2 separate regions of the Mus musculus genome follow, and region 1 is linked to region 2. Evidence: chromatin loops called from intact Hi-C (ENCODE). Cell type or tissue: heart. All regions are shown on one strand. Each heading gives the region's core, and the rest is flanking DNA. Links, peaks and the distances in the headings are about the cores only. Region 1 has its middle 31 kb from the start of Tiam1. Region 2 has its middle 69 kb from the start of Gm10789.

Region 1 (11,031 bases), core at 1,805-9,804, 81 kb after region 2:
TACGGGTACCCTGTTCCCCAGCTGAAGAGTTCTGAATTCACGCAGTTGAATCCTTCTCAACAGTCTGTGTTGCGGGAACACTTCATTACCACCGTTCCCCAGCTGAAGAGTTCTGAATTCATGCAGTTGAATCCTTCTCAACAGTCTGTTTTACGGGAACCTTTATGACCGTGACCCGCAGTTCTGGTTCCGGAATGAGGGATCTTCCTTGCGCCGGTGATGGTAACCGTCCCAGGTCTTCTCGTCCCGGGATTTCTCGTCCCAGGTCTTCTCGTCCCGGGTCTCAGCACCAACTCTTACACGCGTTCTCGCGACCGGCCAGGAAGAACGCAACAAACCGGAATCTTCTGCGGCAAAAGCTTTATTGCTTACATCTTCAGGAGCAAGAGAGCAAGAGCGCAAGAGAGCAAGAGAGCAAGAAAAAGAACAAGAACAAGAAAGCAAGAGAAAGAACAAGAACAAGAAAGCAAGAGAGAGAAAAAGAATGGCAAAACCCCGTCCCTTTTAAGGAGAATTATCCTCCGCCTAGGACGTATTACTCCCTGATTGGCTGCAGCCCATCGGCTCAGTTGTCATCACAAGAAAGGCAGAACACATGGCGGGAAAACTGCCCCTGCACGTGTGCAGATTATGTTTACCACTTAGAACACAGCTGTCAGCGCCATCTTATAATGGCAAATGTGAGGGCGGCTCCCAACATCCTGCAACACGGCTAGCATTTTAAGGAGACTCTGAGAAAGTGGAAAGTATCCAAGATGGTGGGAGGAAGCCCTTCCAAGCTATGGTGGCTGAGGAAAGAGTACAGGGAAGGTATGGCTGCCTTCTTTGTGATGTGTGAAAGGTTCCTACGGTATGGTTGAGAGCTGGCCTCAATCACAGGAGTTTGAGCAGCGTCTTGTAAACTCACCTACATTTTTGTCTTTCTTGTGGTTGTCAGTCTCTGTTGCTGACAGGCCGTGGTACAGACTAAGGTTTCAAGGAGAAGAGATTCTGGAGGCAGCACAAGGAGCTGCTTCTGGTGACGGCCTTCTCGCCGGTAGAGGACTCCGGTACCAGGGGCATCACATGGTGAGAGTTGGGAGTGCGTGGGTCCTTCCCGGCATGAGGGAGACTCTTGAACATCCGCCACGCAAACTTGAGGATCAACGTTTGGAGTTCAGATCATCCAAAATTCTTGTAAATGTCAAGTCTTGGTCACTTGTAATTCCAGCCTTGGAAGGTGGAGACAGGTGATCCGAAAAGGAAGCTGGCTCTTAAGGGAACACCGTTGGGCAAGCTCTGGGATTGATTGAGAGACCTTGCCGTAAAGAATATGGTAGAAGAGTGACTGAGGATGAGACCCAACATCAGCCCTGGGCCTCCACAGGCGCAAAAACATACATACGTGTGCACACGTGTGCGTGCTCCCACGATCACCTATGAATGCCATGGATGGTCTAGCTGCTAATGCCACACGATGGGGATTAAATTCCAGTGAGTTTTGCAGGGGGCAAAGGACACTCATGTTACTGTGACTCTCTTAGAAACCACATAAACAATCGCCTGGAACTCGATGCTTCTCAGACTAGAGTCACACTGCTGCCTTTCCAGGAGATTTTAGATTTCTCTCCACTTTTTACCGTCAGTTGAACATGGTGTCAATCAGCACCGTAGACCACATTGATTCACGTGATGCATGTGACGTCAGCATGTTCAGTATGCACTTTGTTTTGTATAAATGATTCTCAGAGTATGGGGGAATCTTCTCTGTATTCTTTCATGCCTACTTTGCATTTCAGCCAGCTCTCGTTTCCCAGAAGGCTTTTTGGATGAGGTCTCCTCCCCCTATGTTGTTTGTGTATATGGGGAGGTGGGGGGGCTAACTAATTTTGATGGTAGCCTAAGCAAAATGCAATTAAGAAAATCTTGTGCCAAACATGCGTCTGTGCCAATGTTTGTCTTAATTAGTGTGCATAATCAGGAGTTTGCCTTAAACACTGCTCGACCTTTCCCGTGGAAACGTGAAGTGTAGAGAGAAAGAGAGGCTTGTGCCCCGAGTTAGCAGAGCACCCCAAACAAGCCCAGCAGCCTGAGGGGCATTCTCTTACCGATTACTGTCATGGCTAAATCTGGCTTGGTGTGCATTGAAGGCGGTGTGCAAATATGCACATGTGTCTGCACATATGTATGAGTGTGCACACCCATTCTTGCTGTGTATTTGACTAAGGAAATAGAGATCAGCTATTCTACAAAACAAAAGCATTGGTTAGGGAGATCTTAAAACCTGGTCCAAATTCCATTCTTACTGGCTGTAAAAAAGGCTTTCCTTTTTTTTCTTTAGAAAGGAATGTAAATATCCTTAAAATGGACACAGGACTAGAGGAACAATCCATACCTGGGTTTCTTTGGCCAGCTCACTTCTGAGCCTTCAGTCGATTGTAATTTTAAATTCTCGAGGTGGTATGAATTTGCGGTTCCAATTTCTGGGAACCGAATCTTGCCTCATATTGCTTTGGGAAGTGTTCTCCCCGCTGAGGGCAGCATGCTCTCCTTCCTGACTCTCAGCAGGGAGGACAGGGGCAGGTTGGGTTTCTTTGCAGGACAGAGTGGTGGATGGGCACAGGCAGACGGGAGCAGGCACCGGTGAGGCCTGAAGTGGCCCAGATTGCACAGCCCTTCCTGCTCATCTCTTCCTCCACCGTGGCATTCAGGTCAGCTAGAGGAGAATCAGACTCTCCGGTTCCAAGACTTGGAATAGAATGCACCCGTGACAGTGTTAATCTCCCTCACATGGTACTAGTGTTGTGAAGGGAGAGCACGCCGGTAGACACCCAGCTAGATGGACACAGATGGAGTGGTGCATGTGTTAGTTAGGGGCCATGTGGACTGAGGGGCCAGAATGGAGGGAGGGAACCAGAGATGCAGGAGAACTCCTCTCCAGATTGCCCGAGGTGCTGCTGTTGCTGTAACACCTTATCAAAGATAAACCCTTCCTAAGGAGGGCTCGCTTGGGCTCACAGCTTGTGGAGTTGAGACCATGGTTGTTTGACTGTGTTGCTTTGAGGCGCATGGTGTGGCAGGAACTTGTGGTGAAGGAAGCCGCTCCTGCCCTAGTTAGGGAGTACAGGCGTTGGGAGGAGGTGATGTTTCTGATAAAGTGGCTTCCTCCCTTTCGGTTCCTCCTCTTGAAAGTTTCTCTGCTTCCCAATAGACTGGGCTGGGGACCAAGTCTTTAACAAATGACCCTCTGGGGTATTTATCTAAACCACCACAGTGTGCCTGTTGGTCGGTTCTCATCTCCCTTTGCCCCAGCACTGGGTGTACGAGGGGACATTGCTGCTGCTGCTGCTGGCATGCAGTGGGTGGATTGCTTCTGTTCCTTTTGTTGGTGTTCCTCACCGCGCTAAGCACTGGCCACATTGGACCTGAAACTCAGGCAGACATTTTTTTTTGTTGTTGTTACTGGGCCTGAATTTAAGAGAAAAATGCTTTGCCACCTGTGGGGTGTGACTGATGCTTCAGCTGTTATCTAGGCATCAAGGAGGAGAAGACTTGACTCATAGCTGTGGTAGGCAGCTTGAGGGAGAGCGGAGAAAGCTGCTGTTTATGATGATGATTTGAGGGTACCACACAAGGGCAATAGCTAAGTGGGCTTGCAGAGCCAAAGGAGAGACTTCCGTCTGGAAGACAGAGGAGCAGATGTTTTTAGTGTAGACTAGTGGCTAAATTTGATCACTTAAATCATGGATCTCTGGCTCCTTCAGCCTGGTTGATACCACGTCAGGCAGAATCTTCCCAACTGCCCTTAGTACGGTTCCTGTCTCTACAACACTTTCTTTTCTTTTTAATATTCTTTCATTTTTTTCTAATACATTCTGGTTATTAAATTATCCCTCCCCTCTCTCATTCTAGCTCCACCCTTATAAATCCATCCCACCATTGCCCCCTCCCCTTGGGCACCACCCCACCCTGAGACACCTAGTCCCAGCAAGACTAGACACATTCTTTCCCATTGAGGCCAAACTAAGCAGTCCAGGTAGGAGGAAGGGGATAGAGTGGCAGGGAGCAGAGACTGAGACAGCCTAATTGTCTCCTAAATTGTCCTAGGATGCCTTGAGTTTCTCTTTTCAATGTGTCTGCCATTCAAAGAATTAAAAGTGTAGCCTATTTTTATCCAAGTGAACTCACTCACTTCAGGAAGAGCCGGATCTCGAAGAAGGACTCTACAAACATGGCAGCCACTCTTGAACCCTGTGGACTGCTGCCTTTGAGTCAGCTGCATGGATGGTCTGAGCTGACACAGAGAGCCTGGGACTGAAGGAACCGTTAGGAGCCTGAATGTCCAAAGGTCTTACCTGTCCTCACCTCTACAGGTGAGGGGCAGTGGCGAAGTTGTTGGAGACCTTGTAACTCCGTGCCACGAAGAGTGGCCAGTTAATGCAAAATGCCCAAGCCCTGTGCTTCAAGGCCCCGTTCTCATCCTGGTTCTCATCTTGTGCCTGCCTGAAGGAACACTGCCCTCGTCGCATTAGATAAACAGTTTGTTTTTGTTTTTGAGACAAAACATAGGCTCCTACTATATAGCTCAGGCTGCCCTGGAACTCATTGTCTAGACAGGTCATCCTTGAACTCACAGAGATCCACTTGCCCCTGCTTCCTGAGTGCTGGGGTGAAGTACATACACTTCTACCCCTGGCTAAGGAAACGTGTGTGTGTGTGTGTGTGTGTGTGTGTGTGTGTGTGTATGTATATGGGTATTTGATGTGAGAACATGTTCCTGCAGAGACCAGAAGAGGCCTAGTTAGATTACTCGTGGAGCTGGAGGCAAAGGTTGTTGAGCGCAGCGCCCTTGGGGCATGGGTCAAGTCTTCTGGGAGGGCCGGTAGAGAGCCGGTACACCATCTCTTTACCCCTGGAAAGATGATTTGAAGACATTAAACACACCCAGGAGCAAATTGTAACTCCTGTGTGTGGGTGCCGCCTATGCTGTGTCTCACATCACAGACTCCTCCGGCCTCTTCCAGGGACCCCTTTGAAAAGTTGGGAGGGAGATGGGACAAACTTCTTGGCTTCCCTTGGCCTGGCTTCTGAACGGAAGCGGGAGATGCTCACTGGAAGCTCAGCCCCTTCTTGCCTTTGCACTCTGGGAGTCAGGACACCAGATAGGAGCCTGTCCTGAACCCGATTGATAAGGCAAACTGGCACAGTGGGCTGGAGGTCCTAAGCCAAGTACACAGTAGAAGCCCAAGGGTTGCTTCTGCGCTGTGTTAAACCCGCATATGTTTCCGATCAGGGCTCTGTGTAATATCAACCGAGGCTCTCCCATGCTCTCGCTGAAGCATTTGGCAGGAGCTTGTGGTGACTGGTCGCTAGGGCTGACAGGGAACATGTTAATTCTGGAGACTTTGGCCCTGGTGTAAGCTCAGAGTCCCTGGTCTGGATCCCCTGTACGGTGGGCGCCAGACGCCAGCGGTGACTATCTAGGGGGGCAGCAGAGGTCAGAGAATGCCAGGATAGGAGAGTCAGCCCTGGGCGCTGCTCCAGGGCCTGTTGCAACAGCCCAGTGCTTCCAGATCTTTCTCAGTTTTCAAGACAACTCGGAAATCCTAATTTTTTTTTTTATGTGAAGTCTTATTTTTAAAATGTTGGATCAAAAAGGAAATAACATTTTTAAGCAATTCACAGTCCAAACAAAATATGTCTGCAGGCCACACACCCACAGGCCACCGGCAGCATTTTCTGGGTGTGCAGACCACACTATTTCTTATACATACTGTGCTTTATGGATAATTTCAAATATTTATCAGCCAAAGGAAGAATACAGTAGGGTTCCATGCAAACTCTGTGACCTTTCACTCAAGGATTGTCAGCATTGGGGCCAAGCTGCTTTTTCTCATAGTGCTGCCTTGGCTCTCACACATGCACTAATGCACATCCACACATATGGATGCATGTACTTGTGTGTACACACATACACACATGTACACACAGAGCTCATACACATGTGCACATATATGAAGATACGTGTACACTGTGTACGTGCACATTGAACACACACACACACACACACACACACACAGGATTGTTTAGAATTGTGGCAGCACGGAGTGATTTGTATCACCCCATCTGCTGTTATGTTAGATTATGTCATTAAAAGATAACATGAAAAATTTTGACTCAGGTTGTGATTAAATATCCAGTTTTCAAGTTCACTTTCTTGTCTTACAGTTAAATTTTTAATACTTTGTTCTGTATGTGTGCATGCACATACTGTAGTGGACATGTGGAGGTCAGAGGACAATTTCAGGTCCTCAGAGTTAGTGGCACATGCCCTTAGCAGCAGAGTTGTCTTGCCAGCCCTTGTCTCATAATTTTTAAACACTTTTTTTTATCACAATCCTGAATGACGAACTCTATCTTATCCATTGGGCTGCTCTCACTGTGTAAACCACTAGTTTAGAAACAATCTGTAGTTGTGGGTGTTTGAGGTGAAGGCAGTCTGTGGGGCCTGTTTCAGATAGCTCTTCACTATGCCTTCCTCCTCTGCTGAGGATAAGGGGCCTACCTCTCAGATCTTTGTAAGTTCCCATTGTCCACAGAGTTGCCTTAAAAGTTAGGATTCTAACATCAGATTTGAAGCTGATGAAGACACAGGTGACCTTAGTGCATCGGTTCCGGCTGCTGGGAATAGATCTTGTTTCTGGAGTTCTTATGATACAACCTTAATCACCTTGCAGCAGTAGGTCTGGGGGTGGGGTGTGGCTGGCCAGTGAGCACTCTGTTCATGAATATGCTAATGATGCTGTCTTGGGTGTGGCTTTGACTAGAAGGGGTGAGTTAGGCCCCTCTCCAGCCTTCATTCCCCATACCTCCACCAGGGGATGATGCGGCCAGGTGCTAGCCCTTTCCATCAGTCTCTGCAGCTCCCAGAACTGTAACGAATATATTTTTAAAATACTTTATTCTTATTGAAAAGCCCAAGTTGTTTGCTCTATAAAGTTCCCCACAGCCTCAATTTTGCTGGTTGCGTCCCTGTTACCGTTTGAAGTTTAATATCTTGAGTTATATGCCAGAGAGGACTCTAGATGCCTTCTTCTTCCTGCTAGCACTGGATGTGGCTGTCCTGTTACACACTCACGTCTTGTTCCACTTTCCTCCCCGCAGCACAGCGCTGTTAGCTTTGTGTCCGATAGGCCCTTTCACTTAAAGTAAAAGCATCCTGAGGGGTGACCACACTGCTACACTTGGGGTCTTGACCAGCCCGGGCTGCGTTTATGGGATCTTGAGCCTGTTGGCAGCTGAGAGGCCTTTGCGAAACTCTCCTCTGCGCAGTGAAGTGAATTTTGCTAATTTTAGCTTTCTGATTCTTGGCAGCAGAAGTGAAGCCCGAAGATTAATTTTGGATCGGAATATTTTGGATTTGAAACCAAGTCACACTGTGGCACTCTAATTAAAAATGTTAAATGTGTGGCTTTGCCCGCTCAAATGAAGAAAATGAGAAATTGTTGAACTACAAACAGCAGCAAATTGCAGAAAGGATTCACTCCGGGTTTTGCCAAAGGTTATTTGGAGCGCTTAACATCAATTCTTTTGACATCCTAAAGCCACCATTAAGGATGGAGGAGCTGAGGGAAAATAATTGGGAAGCGTCGATATCTAATAAACGTTCTTCCTTAAAATCTTTCACGCAGTTAAGAAAATTAGCGGACTTCCATTGTGATCTCGCTTAGAGTGGTTCCAGTCATTTCAACAAAATGTAAATAAAGGAGCTTGCATTTTTCTATCGAGGCTTTCAAAATTAGCCAGGAAGCGTGGCTAAGGTCCTCTTTCATGCCTAGAGCCACCCATGGAAGTATATAGACTGGGTAACTGAGGATTAACTAGCTCTTGAACCAAACATCGGGTTCTGTATGCGTTGTTTTGAGAGAGTCTTGTGCACTGTAGTCTGGTCCTTCTAGCTGGAATTCCAGGTGTGCACCTCCACACCTGCATCTCTTTTGGTTTTTATTTGTGGTTTATTTAGTAAGAAGATGAACAGTGGGTGACATAGTACCAGTACCAATGATTCCTAATAAAATGGGGTGTGTGCGCGCGTGAACGCTCTCGCATGCGTATGGAGACAGCACACTGATGTTGGGCATCTTCTTTATTTGCTCTCAACCTTAGTATTTGAGAGAGCCTCTGGGACCTCCATTCCCAGTGTGGGGTTATCTGTTTATACCAATGCCCTGTTGTTGTTGTTTAGCATGGGTACTGGGGTTCAGGACTCAGTCCCTTTAACAGGGTCTCATGCTTGTATGGTAAGCACTTTACTGACTGAGCCATCTCCCCAGTCCCCCAAGATGTCACCTGAAGCTAAAGTCTTATGATACAGCGGCTTGTGGGGATGCGGGGATACAGCATCAGCATACCCAGACAACGGTACACGCTTTGAAGATGGGCTGATCTGTGGTTATGAAGTGATGGAGTCACCCACACAGTGAAGATGCCCAAGTGTGCCGGGTTCCTCAGTAAACAAGCCTTGTCTCATGAATGTCTCCTCAGCTGGGCAGACACTGCAGGCCCGGGAGATCGCCTGGCTCCTCTTACTGTGGCCTTTAGTGAGAAAATGTTCTTGCCAGACTTACTTGGTAGGTAAGCTTGGTGAATATTGAGGTGTTCCAGTTAGTTGCTATGGGGACTTTTTTTTCTTTTGTTGAGGGGAGGGTGCAAAGAAGAAGACTGCAAATATTATTTAAAACCAAATAGCCGGTGGATTGCAGAGTGTGTTGCTAACTTAGCCTTTCTGCCTGGATGCATCGAGACATTCCCATTCTCTTCCCACTAGGACCCCGAGCGTCAGTGCAACCTGAAGTCAGGTCAGCAGAGATGCATCGAGAGGTCTAGGGACGCACGGATGGACGGGCTGGCGGGCGGGCGGGCGGTGATGGGCCACTCTAGGGTAAACTGCATTTGGTGTCTCTGGGAGAAGAATCCGGCTGAGCTGCATTGTGAAGGCTGTGGTGGGCAGGGATGAGGGTGAGTGAGGGGGCTGCGTATGACTTAGCTCCCCCTTTCCTTTTCTCTTCCGTTGCTGCCTCCCTGCCTCCCGGCCCTCGATTACAGCGGTTCCTAGAGTCCTGTTCTAAAAGCCACCTGGATTTGACTAATCACACGTCATTCCCACACAGATTCTTCTGTGGTTCTTTGTGCTTCCTTTGCTTATAAATTTGATCCCTGACACACTTGTCTTCAGGTTTTCCAGTGAACTATTTAGAGGGGGAAAGAAACCCTACCTCCAAGCATCCTTATTTCCTGGGAAACGGACAGCTATTGTAGAGGAAGGCTATGGGGTATAAGTACAAAATGCTGTCACTGTGTCTCTGAGCTTCCTCCTCATGGAAAGGAAAGACAGCCCCCAACCCTCGCCCCCTCCTATTTTAAACTGGGTAAACTAAATTGCTTTGGCCAATGGGCAAAATCCACCTTAAGGGTGATGTATAGGTTTTTATTCTATGGCCTTGGCCAATGGTCCTGAGGGAATGATATTCATGGCTGTGCTGGTAGACAATGGGAAGCCCAGTGGCTTGGTCGGTTACTTCTGGGTCGCTCCTTAGATCAGGAAATGTATATGGAGAAATGATGTTCTAGATAATAAGACACATGCTGGAGCTGGAGAAACCCATGAGGTATGGATGCCGCTTACCAGAGACTCGTTGAGGGCCATTGTGTGTGACAGAAACCCCCACCTATCCCTGGCACAGAGGCTATAAGGAGAGCGTGCCCAGCCCAGAGTGGAAAACCCCCACTCTCAGGAGCTGAGAGGAATCTTTCTCTCTGGACTATCTGTAGCGCTGTAGATCTAGGGTTCTCAAACTTGGTCCGAGGGCCGGATTCTTCTGGGTTCCTCTGAGTGTAAGGTCCTTGACGTAAGAAGGCCTCTTAGGTTTTTAAGTGGTTGGGAGAAAAAAGACCAGATGAGCAGTACTGTATACCACATTGGTCGCTGACAGCACACATGTGCCAGTGCCTCCTGGTGAGTACTGAGCACCGCGCAGGGCTGTGGCTGGCTTAGTTGAGGGGGATGGTCTCAGGTGTCTTTGCTGTGAGGAAATCATGGCCCCGTGCAGCTCCCCCCAGAACTCGCGCCTCCTGTTAGGCAGCACAGGACTGTTACAGTCTGTGTCATGTGACTGACTAGCATGTGAAATTTGAATTTCAGTCTTCATGCGCAAAGTGATACTGGAACAAAGCCACACTGGCTCAGTGGCCTGTACTCTCTGATTGTTGACACGTTCTCCAGAGCCTAGGAGAGTTTGCCCATTAGGGTTTTCTAGCCCCTGTTCTGATGCAGCCAGCACAAGCCCAGGTAGTTCTAGCTGTACCGTCCGTAATCCACCTATGACGTACATGCATCAGTTCCCACCATATGCGTGAACTCAGCTTCCTCTCCTCCCCGGCCCTGCCTTCAGTTGCTTGTGGCACGGGTTGCAGGCATCGCTGCCTCCTACAGGGCCTTCATCAGGCTCCCTATAGAGGCCGGAGGAGTACACGGGTGGATGGATATTCACCCAGGCCCTTTCAGGACTTCTCTTGTACTCTCCGCTGCACTTGGAGAAGAGGAGCTCTGTCCGTTGATCTGTGAGAGAACACTCCACCAGCAATTTGTAAATGGCGCTTTGGTTAACAGACTTGTCGCAGTTGGAATCCTTTTGTTTTGGGCCATCCATAGGAAAGCAGACAGTGCAGGGCTAGGGTCTTTCATCCTTTTCTAGGCCCTGGGATGCTGCGAAGCTCACCATACAGAGAAATATTGAGAAATCTGCAGGCTAGTGCCTGCATTTGGACCGTTCCGTGTAACACTGAAACCTCATGCTTTCTGGCAGAGATAACGGAGTGACGTGTGAATATAAAAGTCAGCGATAAGACCCATGCAGCCGAGGGTTCAGCAGCGTTGTCACGGGTCACGCTGGCTCCTGGTGGCTCTTTCTTGGAACCCAACACCACTCATCTCTCCTTAAGCAGAGCCCCTCAGCAGAGCTACAGGAAGAGGCTTTTCTGCTCGTGGCTCCA
Region 2 (11,031 bases), core at 2,122-10,121:
CCATCACTTAAGAGATCCGAGAGGCAAATAGAGCACTGCCTGAGAATAGTGGGGAGCCCTTCACAGAGGGAGCAAGTGCTTCCGTCCGCAAGGTTTGAGTGTCTGAGCAGTAAACTCCTATGAGGAGAGGTGATTCAGGCAGACAAAACACTGAGCTTATCTGCACGGACACGGGGCATGAGGAGATGCAGTTCCTGGAAGATGTCACCCTTCCACACACTGTCCCATTGTCCCTTCTTCTCCATCAGCGGTACAGTTGGGATAGAGGACTCACAGCTCCCCACCGTCGCCCTCGTCAGCCTGAGAACCCCTCCCCCAAGAGTTTTAGGGACCTCGACTCACAAACCAACACCTGGAGCTCTGATAGTGAAAAGAACTCAGTAGAAGCTGGCTAGGAAGCAGAGTTGGAGACTGAATTAAAGGCATTTTAGTGCAGGCTTATGCAGGACGGTTAGGGGAAGGGTGCATTCAGGGGGAAGTGAGATATAGCCGAGGATGGGTTTTTACAATGGTCATGTAGAGGATGAGGGGAGGGGAATTGTGATTTCTAGGGGGTGGGAGACACTTAACAAGGTTACAAGGTAATGTACGAGTCTGGCCCACGGGACACACAGTGTCCTTGCTGTAAAGTTTTGAGAGTCTCAGTGTCTGAATAAGGAATGAGGCCTGCTCAAGGGCATATACATTGAGGCCTTAAACCTGGGCTACTGTTGTTTGACACAGGAGAGGAATACTGACCCTGCAATCAGCCTTTGAGACAGTGTTGTCACCGTGAAGGATGATCGGCCCCCTTCCTTATCTCAGCTCCATTATTTCTGTCTTTTTATCTTTTTTTTTTTTTAAATTTATTATATGTAAGTACACTGTAGCTGTCTTCAGACGCACCAGAAGAGGTCATTACGGGTGGCTGTGAGCCACCATGTGGTTGCTGGGATTTGAACTTCGGACCTTCGGAAGAGCAGTCAGGTGCTCTTACCCACTGAGCCATCTCACCAGCCCCCAGTCTTTTTATCTTATTTCTGTCTTTTTATCTTGTCTCAGTGTGGTAGTGGACTCGGTGTGAGTGAAAAGGCCGAACCGTTTGCTAGGGATTCCCGTGTAGTAATTTCAACAACACTAGCCTACAAAAATTTAAAAACCATAACAGTGGATCACAAGTCTATGCAACTCTACATTAGTAGACTTCTACCTCTTACCAACCATCTGTCCATGTGTCCATCTGTCTATCCATCCCTGCTGCCACCCTTCCCACCTGAATTCTCCCACTCCCCCTACTTGTATGTACAGTTTTAACCAAACAAAATCATGGAAACGAATTGTATTATAGTCTTTTAAAATTTCTTGACTCAATTGTTTTGGTATTTTAACTAAGAAGACTGCTTTCAACCAAGGGGGCAGTGTTTTGTTGTTCCTTTTTGGTGGCACTGTGCACAGGACTTGGGAGCCGACACACTAGGCAAATGCTTTGCCAGTAAGCGAAACCTCAAGCCTATTAAAAGCTATTGCTGGCCCAGGTTGGGAACTGTGTGGTCTCTAGAACTCCAGTTGGAGCCTGTCTGCCTTACGTCATGGCAGCACCCATTCTAACATGGCGTGGTGCACTGTGAATTGGAACAGCACAAAATCCACTTGCGCACATTACTGTGTTCACTCAGGGGCTTTGCTTGTTCTAAGACATGGGTTCACCATGTCTCTGCGAATGAATTTCCTGCAGTTGTAGGCTTGGATTCCCAGAAGTGCACAGTGACCGTCACAGCTGGTTCACTGTGTCCCTAGTCAAGTCACATCTTCTCTCAATGGGCAGAGGCGAGCTTCCGAATATGACTGAGCAGCTGGTTCTTGGTATTTATTTACTCTTTGCCATTTCTAGAGTTCATTAATTTCATTGTGTGCTTGAGGGACGTAGATGTTGTTCCCCTGAGATTCCAATGGAAGTCCCCAATTTGTGGTACCAACTAGAAGTGGTCATGTTGGGCTGTGTGTCGTTAGACATGCTTATGGGTTGGACATTTTCTTTTCTCTTTCCTGGGCTTCTGGCAGACCTGACTGCTTTTGACGGAGATCTATAGCTGGTCATTCTTTTTGGAGTCTTCATATCTTTGTAAGCACAGAGCATGGGAGAGTGGCTGGGTATGGCTTGTTTGTTTGTTTGTTTGTTTGTTTTGTTTTTCAAGAAAGGGTTTCTCTGTGTAGCCCGGGCTGTCCTGGAACTCACTCTATAGACCAGGCTGGCCTCAAACTCAGAAATCCACCTGCCTCTGCCTCCCGAGTGCTGAGATTAAAGGCGTGCGCCACCACCGCCCGGCTGGGTATGGGTTTTATTTTGGGAACTGTAGAAAATGGATGGTAGCTAAGGAATGGTCCAGAGGACCCCGCTTAAAGTTGCATCTGTGTTGTTATGATGAGTGTGTGAAGCAAGTCACTGGGGCTGACTGAGGAGTCTGCCTTTGCTGGAAGTAAGAAACCCAATTGGAGTTACTCCAGAGAGTTAGAGAGAAACCACAGAGTGAAGAAAAAACGTTTGCTTACCTTTGACTTTGTTTCGCTTTATTTTTGTTTGTTTGTTATGTCTTTTTTTGTTTGTTTCTGTTTTGAGAAAGATTTTCTGTATGTAGTCCTGGCTATCCTGGAACTCACTCTGTATTGTAAATCAGGCTGGCCTGGAACTCAGACAGAAATCCACCTTCCTCTGCCCCCCCCAAGTTCTGGAGTTAAAGGCATACACCTCCACTCCCCAGAAGTCTTTTTATTTTTTATTTTTTTCATAGTTCATTCCTTTTGGGGGGGGGGGCAGGGTTTCTCTGTGTAGCCCTGGCTGTCCTGGAACTCACTCTGTAGACCAGGCTGTCCTCGAACTCAGAAATCCACCTGCCTCTGCTTCCTGAGTGCTGGGATTAAAGGCGTGGGCCACCATGCCCGGCTCCATAGTTCATTCTTTAAAAAGTTACAAATGAAGCAATTTTGCAGTGAGTGAGAACCCTGATGTGTTTCACAGGACCCACCCAGGCACATACAGCTATTCTGTTAGCTTCTTTAGACAGCTTATCATTTGCACAACACCATGCTTGTTGCGTCTAACCTGTAGATTATACCTCACTGTCCTAGGTACCTTTGGTCACTAGAGAATTCTAATGATATAGTGTCTGAGTTACTTTCCTGTTGCTGTGAGGAAATATGCTGCAAAAGCAACTTAGAGGAGAGAGGGCCATTTTGGTTTTGGCTCTAGAGAGATAGAATCTACCCTAGCAGGGCAGCCATGGCCGTCGTCAGGAAAGCATGGTGGCAGGGGTGGAAAAGGCCGGCCGGCCATGTCATCCACAAGGAAGAGATAGAGAAACAGAACAGGAAGTGGGGCAGGCTATAAAGCCTCAGCCAGGTCGTAGGGACATACTTCCTCCAGCAAGACTGCATTCCTCAAGGTTTCATGACCTGCCCAGACAGTGCCACCAGCCAGGACCCAAGTGTTCAAACACCCAAGTGTTCAAACTGCAGCACATAGATATCCAAACGTGTATGCAAGGGAGGGCAGAAATCTGAACTTTAAACCTCACAATGAGTTTTCCCTTCACTCGATAACTTGTATCAATTATTTCTTTAATTTTATTTTTACATTTATTTAGTGTATGTGTGCGTGTCATATTTCTCCTTGTGCCAGGTGGGACATGGAGATCAAATTCAGCTTGTCAGGTTTTGGGAGCAAGCTTTGCTTGATGAAACATCTTGCTGGCCCAACATTTCTTCCTTCCTTCCTTCCTTCCTTCCTTCCTTCCTTCCTAAGATTTATTTACTGTATGTAAGTACACTGTCGCTGTCTTCAGACACACCAAAAGAGGGCATCAGATCTCATTATGGATGGTTGTGACCCCCCCATGTGGTTGCTGGGATTTGAACTCAGGACCTTCGGAAGAATAGTCGGTGCTCTTAACCGCTGAGCCATCTCTCCAGCCCTGCAACATTTCTTTCTTAATGAGGTTACTTGTCTGTCCCCAGGTACTCCCTAAGCTAGTATCAGTATTCACAGTAGCGATGGTGAAGGTTTTCTAGAGGATCTCTTAAGAACAAGGACAGGGCCATTATGTGTCCTTAGCACGAATTCCCTGTGACACACTGGGCTTCTTGCATGTGGACATAAAGTCTTTATATTTCCCAGGAATGACATGGCAGTCCACGATTCCAGCCACCCATCTTTCTGATTGTCTTAGAGTTTCTATTCCTGTACAAACATCATGACCAAGGAGCAAGTTGGGGAGGAAAGGGTTTATTCAGCTTACACTTCCACATTGCTGTTAATCACCAAGGAAGTCAGGACTGGAACTCAAGCAGGTCAGGAAGCAGGAGCTGATGCAGAGGCCATTGAGGGGTGCTGCTTACTGGCTTGCTTCCCCTGGCTTGCTCAGCCTGCTTTCTTATAGAACCCAGCACTGCCAGCCCAGGGATGGTCCCACCCACAATGGGATAGGCCCTCCTTCCTTGATCATTAATTGAGAATATACCTTACAGCTGGATCTCGTGGAGGCATTTCCTCAAGGGAGGCTCCTTTCTCTGTGCTAACTCCAGCTTGTGTCAAGTTGACACACAAAACCAGCCAGCACACCGATGCTTTCCCGTTAAATGACTTCTTTCATGTACTTGGCTGTTCTGTCCCCCGTCTTCAGGATGTCCCCTAATGTCCCAGGTCTTAAATTAGGAACAATAAAATTAGTTCTGTTCCCTGTGGATCTGCATATTTGAAAAGACAGGGACTGTGTGGTTATTGTCCAAGCAATAGTCAGATAAGTTAGTGATCAGCTTTAACAGAAAGGTGCGTGTGACCTCTTACTTGGGCATTTAGAAGTAGGTTATCTTTCCCAGCTGGTAAATGAGATGTTTGCAATTCAAAGCACAGTTACGATTTTGAAGAAAGCAATTCCTGTTTCCTAGTGTTTGGACCCCTCTGGGTTATAAAGGGCAATTGCATCCAGTCCAACCTAAGGTGGCTTATTGGCTCAGTTGTAAGACATGGGGAAATACACGTTTGCGTTAGGACGGCATATGAAATAAATAAGCCTTAAGGATGCTGGGCATCCTTCATTATTTGAACCTGTCACTAATAGTTAGTGTTTACTTAGCTGACTCTTGGTTGCTGTTGGGCTTGCTTTCAGGAAGTATCTAGAGCAAAATAGGTTGCCTAGCAACATGTTCCAGCCCAGGAGGTTGGAGATGGGTCAGTGATTAACAATTATGTACAATCGAGTTTAAAAATGCGTAGCAGCCTTGCAACATTCATGCCCTGACCACCAGCAAGCGCTGGCACTCTGCTGCCTCCGCGGTTTGGGGCTGTTCCGAGCGAATTCATTGCAATTGCAGACTTGACCTTGTGGTAGCAATTAAAGGACAACTGTACTGGGGGCTGAAATAGGCTTCTGTGCCCTTCCTTGCACTGATTAAGTCTGTAGTAGCCTTGAAACCACAGCACTTAGTGGGCTGCTCGTCTGGACACTTGTTCTCTCTGGAAAGGAAGAGAGCAAGTGAAGTGTCTGGGTATTTATAAGTGTGGGCATCTCAACGAACTGTTGTTAGTGACTGCAGTTTACTAAAGAGTCAGTCCCGTGAAGTGACTGACATTGGCCGCTCATTCAACCCAAATTGGTCTTCCCCAGGCTATGCATGCTGCAGTATCTTGCTGTGCAGGTGCAGGCCCCTGTCCATTCCAACACAGAGAAGAATTCTGCACGGTCCAACCTTACTTAGTCTTTCTGTCAACACAGCTTCGGTTGGATCCCGAACCTGACTGCGAGCTAGCTGGGGAGACAGTTTATAACTCTAGCAAAGCCAGAGTGTGTACTCTTGTCGTGGAGAATCATTGAGTTTAACTGGCTAGTCAATTTTTAGGTCCTTTCCCTTTGTGTTTTGTTTAAATCAACAAAAATAAATTGCCCCGCTACCCTTGAAAGATCCGAGCGGAAGAACAGTGACAGATTACGTCGCTGGTCCTGCCAAGAGAGCTTTTCGGCAGAAACGTCTTAATTGAAGATGATCTGCATTCAAAAGTGCTGTGTCATCGTTTGTCTGAGAAAGGAAACAGCTGTGTAAGCAAGCGGCACTGCAGCCCGTGCAGGCATTGTTTGACATTTATCCCAAACCTTGTCCATCAGACGTCCCTACGCAGGCGACCTGCCCTAGCCTTTCTCACTGACAACTCAAGCACCACCTTATGAAGTAGCTGTCCAAAAATTTCCATGGGCAGTCGGGAGGCTGCGTGGGCTGATGAAGACAGTGGGTCCTAGGTCTTTCTTTTTTTTTTCCCTGGGCTTTACAGACTGGGCTTGCCCTCTGGGCTTCGGGTAAAAAATCCCTGATGGCATAGTGCCAGAAGAGGTAAGCTGGCCCAGAGAGGTAGTAGGAAATCGTCGCTGGTCATGTCTGGTGGCTTTTGTGTGTGCGTGGCATGCTTTCTAGAGAGTTATAAGGATCTAGCTTTTGCTTCTGTTGTCCCTTTTTGACTCCGGGGAAAGCAGTGAAATGCAGAAAACTCACGGATGTCCAGCCCATGAGATGGGGCGTGGCCCTCGGTGTAATCTTGTGTAGGTAAGGAAGACACAGCTCGGAGAACACAGAAACTGGCTCACGAGGGCTGGGGTGAAGCTGAGTGGCCTAGGAATGTGTGACTGGCATTCTTGGGCTTTGAAGAAAACCCACCGCCGTCACACCGTCAACCTGCGGCTCGTCTGTGTTTTCCCTCTTGTCTTCCCATTTCCCCGTCCACTGGAGACTGGAGACAATCCACTCCTGGTTCACTGGGTTTCTGGACCTCAGTGGATGTATCGTGGGGATGACTGAAGCTTCCCACGGGTCCGTGTTCTTTAGGAGTGTCTTTTGGCTCAATCCCCACTTCCTGTTGACGCCTTTACCCTCATCTTATACATGAGATTTTGGGGGTGTCAGGGATTGGTTCGAGGGAGGGCACATGTGTAACTGTTGGAAATCAGTACTTGTATCCAGCAGTCTGACCCGTGTTCTTAGATGTCTGTGCTTTTGGACTGTACCCTTGTTTGATTAGTGTCCCCAAGTCTTCAGGCACCAAGGAAGCAGTGAGGATGATAAAGGGAAGGAATGCACAGCCAAACTCCAAAACCAGCAACGATTTACCACTGAAGTAGCCCCATGATTCGACAGTAACATAGACTTGATACATAAGTGAATCCCACATTTGGACTTGCATCCCATCCTCAAGATATCTCAACGTGCATGTGAAATGCAGTCAGATCTGGGGGCAAGGGGAAGATGAATCCGAAAAGCTGAGCACCACAAGGGTGGCACTTGCAGTATCAAACATTTTGACCGGGGCTACTCAGCCACTATTGATTATTCTGGCTCCCCAGACTGTGGGTAAGGGAGGCCACCGAGCGACTCAGGGGCTCAGTTCCTGGCTCCTTTATTATTATTCTCCCATGTATTCAGGTACATTTTTTCTTTTTAAATGCTAGGCACCAAATCCAGGGCTTCCTTGGCAAGCCCCCCTACCACTGAGCTAGGCCCCCAAGCCCCCACCACTGAGCTAGGCCCCCAAGCCCCTACCACTGAGCTAGGCCCCCAAGCCCCTACCCCTGAGCTAGGCCCCCAAGCCCCTACCCCTGAGCTAGGCCCCCAAGCCCCTACCCCTGAGCTAGGCCCCCAAGCCCCCACCACTGAGCTAGGCCCCCAAGCCCCTCAGACACACTCACTGATACTTTTCCCTCCACTGTTTGGCTTGGCTTCTCCTGTGCCTCTGTTAAATGGCTATGAATTTTAATTTAACATTTTTTCCCCAGTTGTACTTATTTGATGTGTGAGTATTTTGCTTGCTTGTGTGCCATGTAAGTACCTGGTGTCCTTGGAGGCCAGAAGAGGGGACTGATTCCCTGGAGAGCAGGGACGGCCATATAGGTGCTAGGAGTGGAAGCCTCTTTCTCTGCAAGCACAGTACGCTGTTCTTAACCCCTGAACCATTTCTCTAGTCTCTCTGCTAAAGGTTGTGTCTTCCACGGAGCTTTCTCAGACTGATAGGGGGGACACCTATTCCTGTAGGGGCCACCAAAAAGCCAACCCAGTGACATGCAGATTATTCCCCAAGCAAAAACCCGGATCAACCTTGGATGAACTCGGGATATGACAAGATGCAACTCGGCAACTTTGTAAAGCGAGTTCCGTAAATCAGTAGTTCTGCGATGCCAACAGAATGGGGGAACTCTAACAAATGCCTGAAGTTTCACAGCTCCTGTGTGTTTCCCTAGGCTTTGGCCATTCGGCCAGCATCTTTGTTAGCAGAGTGGAGGGATGCTGGGATCTGGTGCGAGGGAACTTGTTTCCACATATGGTCAGAGGGGAAGGTGTGCGGTGGGTTAGGTCTGTGCTGCTCATAAGAACCACAGAGCACCGATGTCTGTGTACGCCTAAGCACGGCCCATGGAGAGTGTTTCACTTTTTCCTGTCCTCCGCAGACCCTGTTAGCTTGATGTGGTTGTCCCTGTTTAACAGGCGACATGCATGATACACGATAAATTCAGTGCCCGCTGTAATTTTAGAAACATTAACATACACAACACATCCCAGGATCGAGGACATGCGTCGCTGGCCTGTGGGCCGGGGCTGTTAGTATTTGGCTGCTCTTCGGAGCACAGATGTCTCTTTGTTACATGTCTCTTCAAAACTAGCTGAAGTGCACCGTGTGGGACAGCCTGTGTGTGGTTATTTCTGTACTCTGGGCATTGTTCTAAGAACTGGGTGTGAATTTAAGCCTCAGAAAAGATGGGTGCTGTGACTCTGTTGACCCCAGTTGACATTTGAGGATACCGAATTTCAGAGTAATGCCTCAGCCTGTCCAGGGCCACCGGGAAGTCCATCTTGGCTGCTGTATCCTCCACCTCTGAGCTGAGGACAACTGGGAAGGGAGAGCGGCACAGGAGGAGTCGTGGGGCTCCATGTGGGTTAGAGGCTCTGGGCCCCCCTCAGGAGCTGCTGCCCAGATGGCTTGTCACTTCCTTTTGGCATCAACGGGTGGTGTCAGCTCCATCAATCTCTTATCACCTTCTGTTGCTTTATCAGACCACCCTCAGTGTGAAGGACATGAGGCCACTAAACAGACCCCCAGGGCTGGGCAAGACGAGTGTCAACCGCAGCCCTGGGAGTTTTACACTGTATAGTCTCCAGGGGTAAAGTAGACAGGATGACTCACATATGCTTGCTCATGGGGGCAGGCAGGCAGGGGGTTGGGGACATGGGTCTGGTAAGGGTTGGTTGCTGCCTAGGGAACAGTCACCAGATGACACCCCTTGGGTTTCCCTTGCCTACCTGGATGTTTCTAGAATGCTTGCCTGGCTGTTCTGCTGTCTCCAGTGTATTTTTTTTTCTCTTGGATTTTCTGTTGTGCACTTTGCCAGCGGCCCTGGGGGTGGGGGTGGGGGGCTTGTAAGCAGGATAGGATTCTTTTTTTTCCTCAGGCCCGGATCTGCTTTCCTATTGCGTGTATGCCTGAACACCTGCTGAGCTGATGAGCTTTGCAAATGTCACTTGAGTATTGGGAGGGAGCTGTGAGTGACAGTGGAAGACACCATCCCAGCTGCCTTGCCGGGATTGTGGGTGGTGAATGGTGAGTGGTGGGTGGCGGTGGCGGGCCCTCCAGCCCCTGCACCCTCGGTGAGGGATGTGGTTGGGTTCCCTCCTAGAGACTGACGTAGGTGTGTGCAGTCAGTATGCCTCTTCCTTTCCTTGGTGAGGAGACCTGCTGGCTCCTACAGCAGCACCTCAACTTTGGAGGCTCCAATAACAAATGTGCTCTTTTTCTCTCTGGATTTCTCTTCTCAGAAAAATGCATGCATATGCAAAATTTGGGTAGAATCTCATGGATTTCAGAAACTGTTAAATTTGGAGGCTCCTTGGACACCCCCACCCCCTTTGTCTCCATCCCATTGCTCCATGTTAATATGCTTTAGAAACTGGGCTCTTCTTTTCTTTCTTTTTTCCCTCCTATAGTTGAGAGCAGATGCGGAAATGTGAATCCCATTCAGACTCTCTGCCTTCTGTCTGTGCACTGTTGTTCATCACAGACTGGACAGGAATATACCGAGTATTGCATGAAGGTGGCTGTGAAGGGCAAGGGGTGGGGATGAGGGACTTGGGGGTTGTAGGAACAAGTCCCTTCATCCCCTGTAACTGAAACAGAGGGACTGGTGGCTTGAAAGAAGCCATGTGATGGTCAGATCCCAGGTGACCCTGCAGGAAGGAAATGGTATTAGTTCCCTGCTTTCCCTGCCCTGGCTTCTTCTGACTTGCACAGGGGCTGGGGCGGGAGGATTGCCTTGGGAATAGAGCATTGCTGATGATCTAAGATGGAGTGTTTAGCACAGTGCCCTTTTTTGTTTGTTTGTTTGTTTGTTTGAGACAGACTCTCTCACTATGTACCCCTAGCTGGGTTGGAACTTGCTATGTAGACCACACTGACCTTGATCTTATAGAGATCCACATGCCTATACCTCCTGAGCTCCCGAGCGTTGGGACTAGAGTTATGCACCATCACATGCAGCCCTTGTAGATCTTCAACAGCCCATGCCCCGTATGTGTGTGTGTTGCCTTTGAGGATGCAAGGAGGGCATTTTGTCTTTATATGCACTCCCTGGATCTGGGTTATTGTTCAGGTTTTGTGCTGGGGGTAGGGGGTAGGGGGGGTAGGGGAGGTCCTGTCACTCTGACCGTGTGTTGTGTGTAATGCTTTGAATCGAGGCTTGTTCCTTCAAGGAAAGAGATGCACCTGTCGTCTGCCCAGAAGGCTGGGAGCAGATGTATTTACTACTCTGGGGACCTTTGCTCTCTGGATAGCCTTCTGTGGCACCGGATCGTCCCCCAGACCCTTACTGTAGATTTGTTTTCTTCAGTCAGTCTATACAACCTTCTTTATGGATTTCACAAGTTATGGTATAGTCACGCCTGCTCTGTGTTTGTCTTGCTCTGTTCCTCAAAGAGATTTCTGTATTCTTTGTACACATGGGATTGAGTTAGTTATCACCAGAATAATGT

The links. Hi-C counts contacts between places; a loop is a spot of excess contacts. Peaks named below come from ENCODE experiments on the same cell type or tissue, not always from the same donor. Only the 100,000 strongest peaks of a DNase experiment are listed, where the experiment ranks them.
Region 1: a loop joins it to region 2, with 1.8 times the contacts of the local background. A loop is called at or near these places in 2 of 42 quality-filtered maps.

The regions. Positions count from the first base shown.
Region 1 is chr16:89,986,219-89,997,249 of GRCm38, reverse strand. It overlaps a transcript of Tiam1 not described here. Among named protein-coding and RNA genes, the nearest start is that of Tiam1, 31 kb to the right of the region's middle. In heart, for the core only: a CTCF peak has its summit at 5,447; a DNase peak (open chromatin) is centred at 5,359.
Region 2 is chr16:90,067,908-90,078,938 of GRCm38, reverse strand. It overlaps a transcript of Tiam1 not described here. Among named protein-coding and RNA genes, the nearest start is that of Gm10789, 69 kb to the left of the region's middle. In heart, for the core only: no CTCF peak of the experiment used is centred there; no DNase peak of the experiment used is centred there; H3K4me3 peaks cover 525 bases; H3K27ac peaks cover 1,490 bases.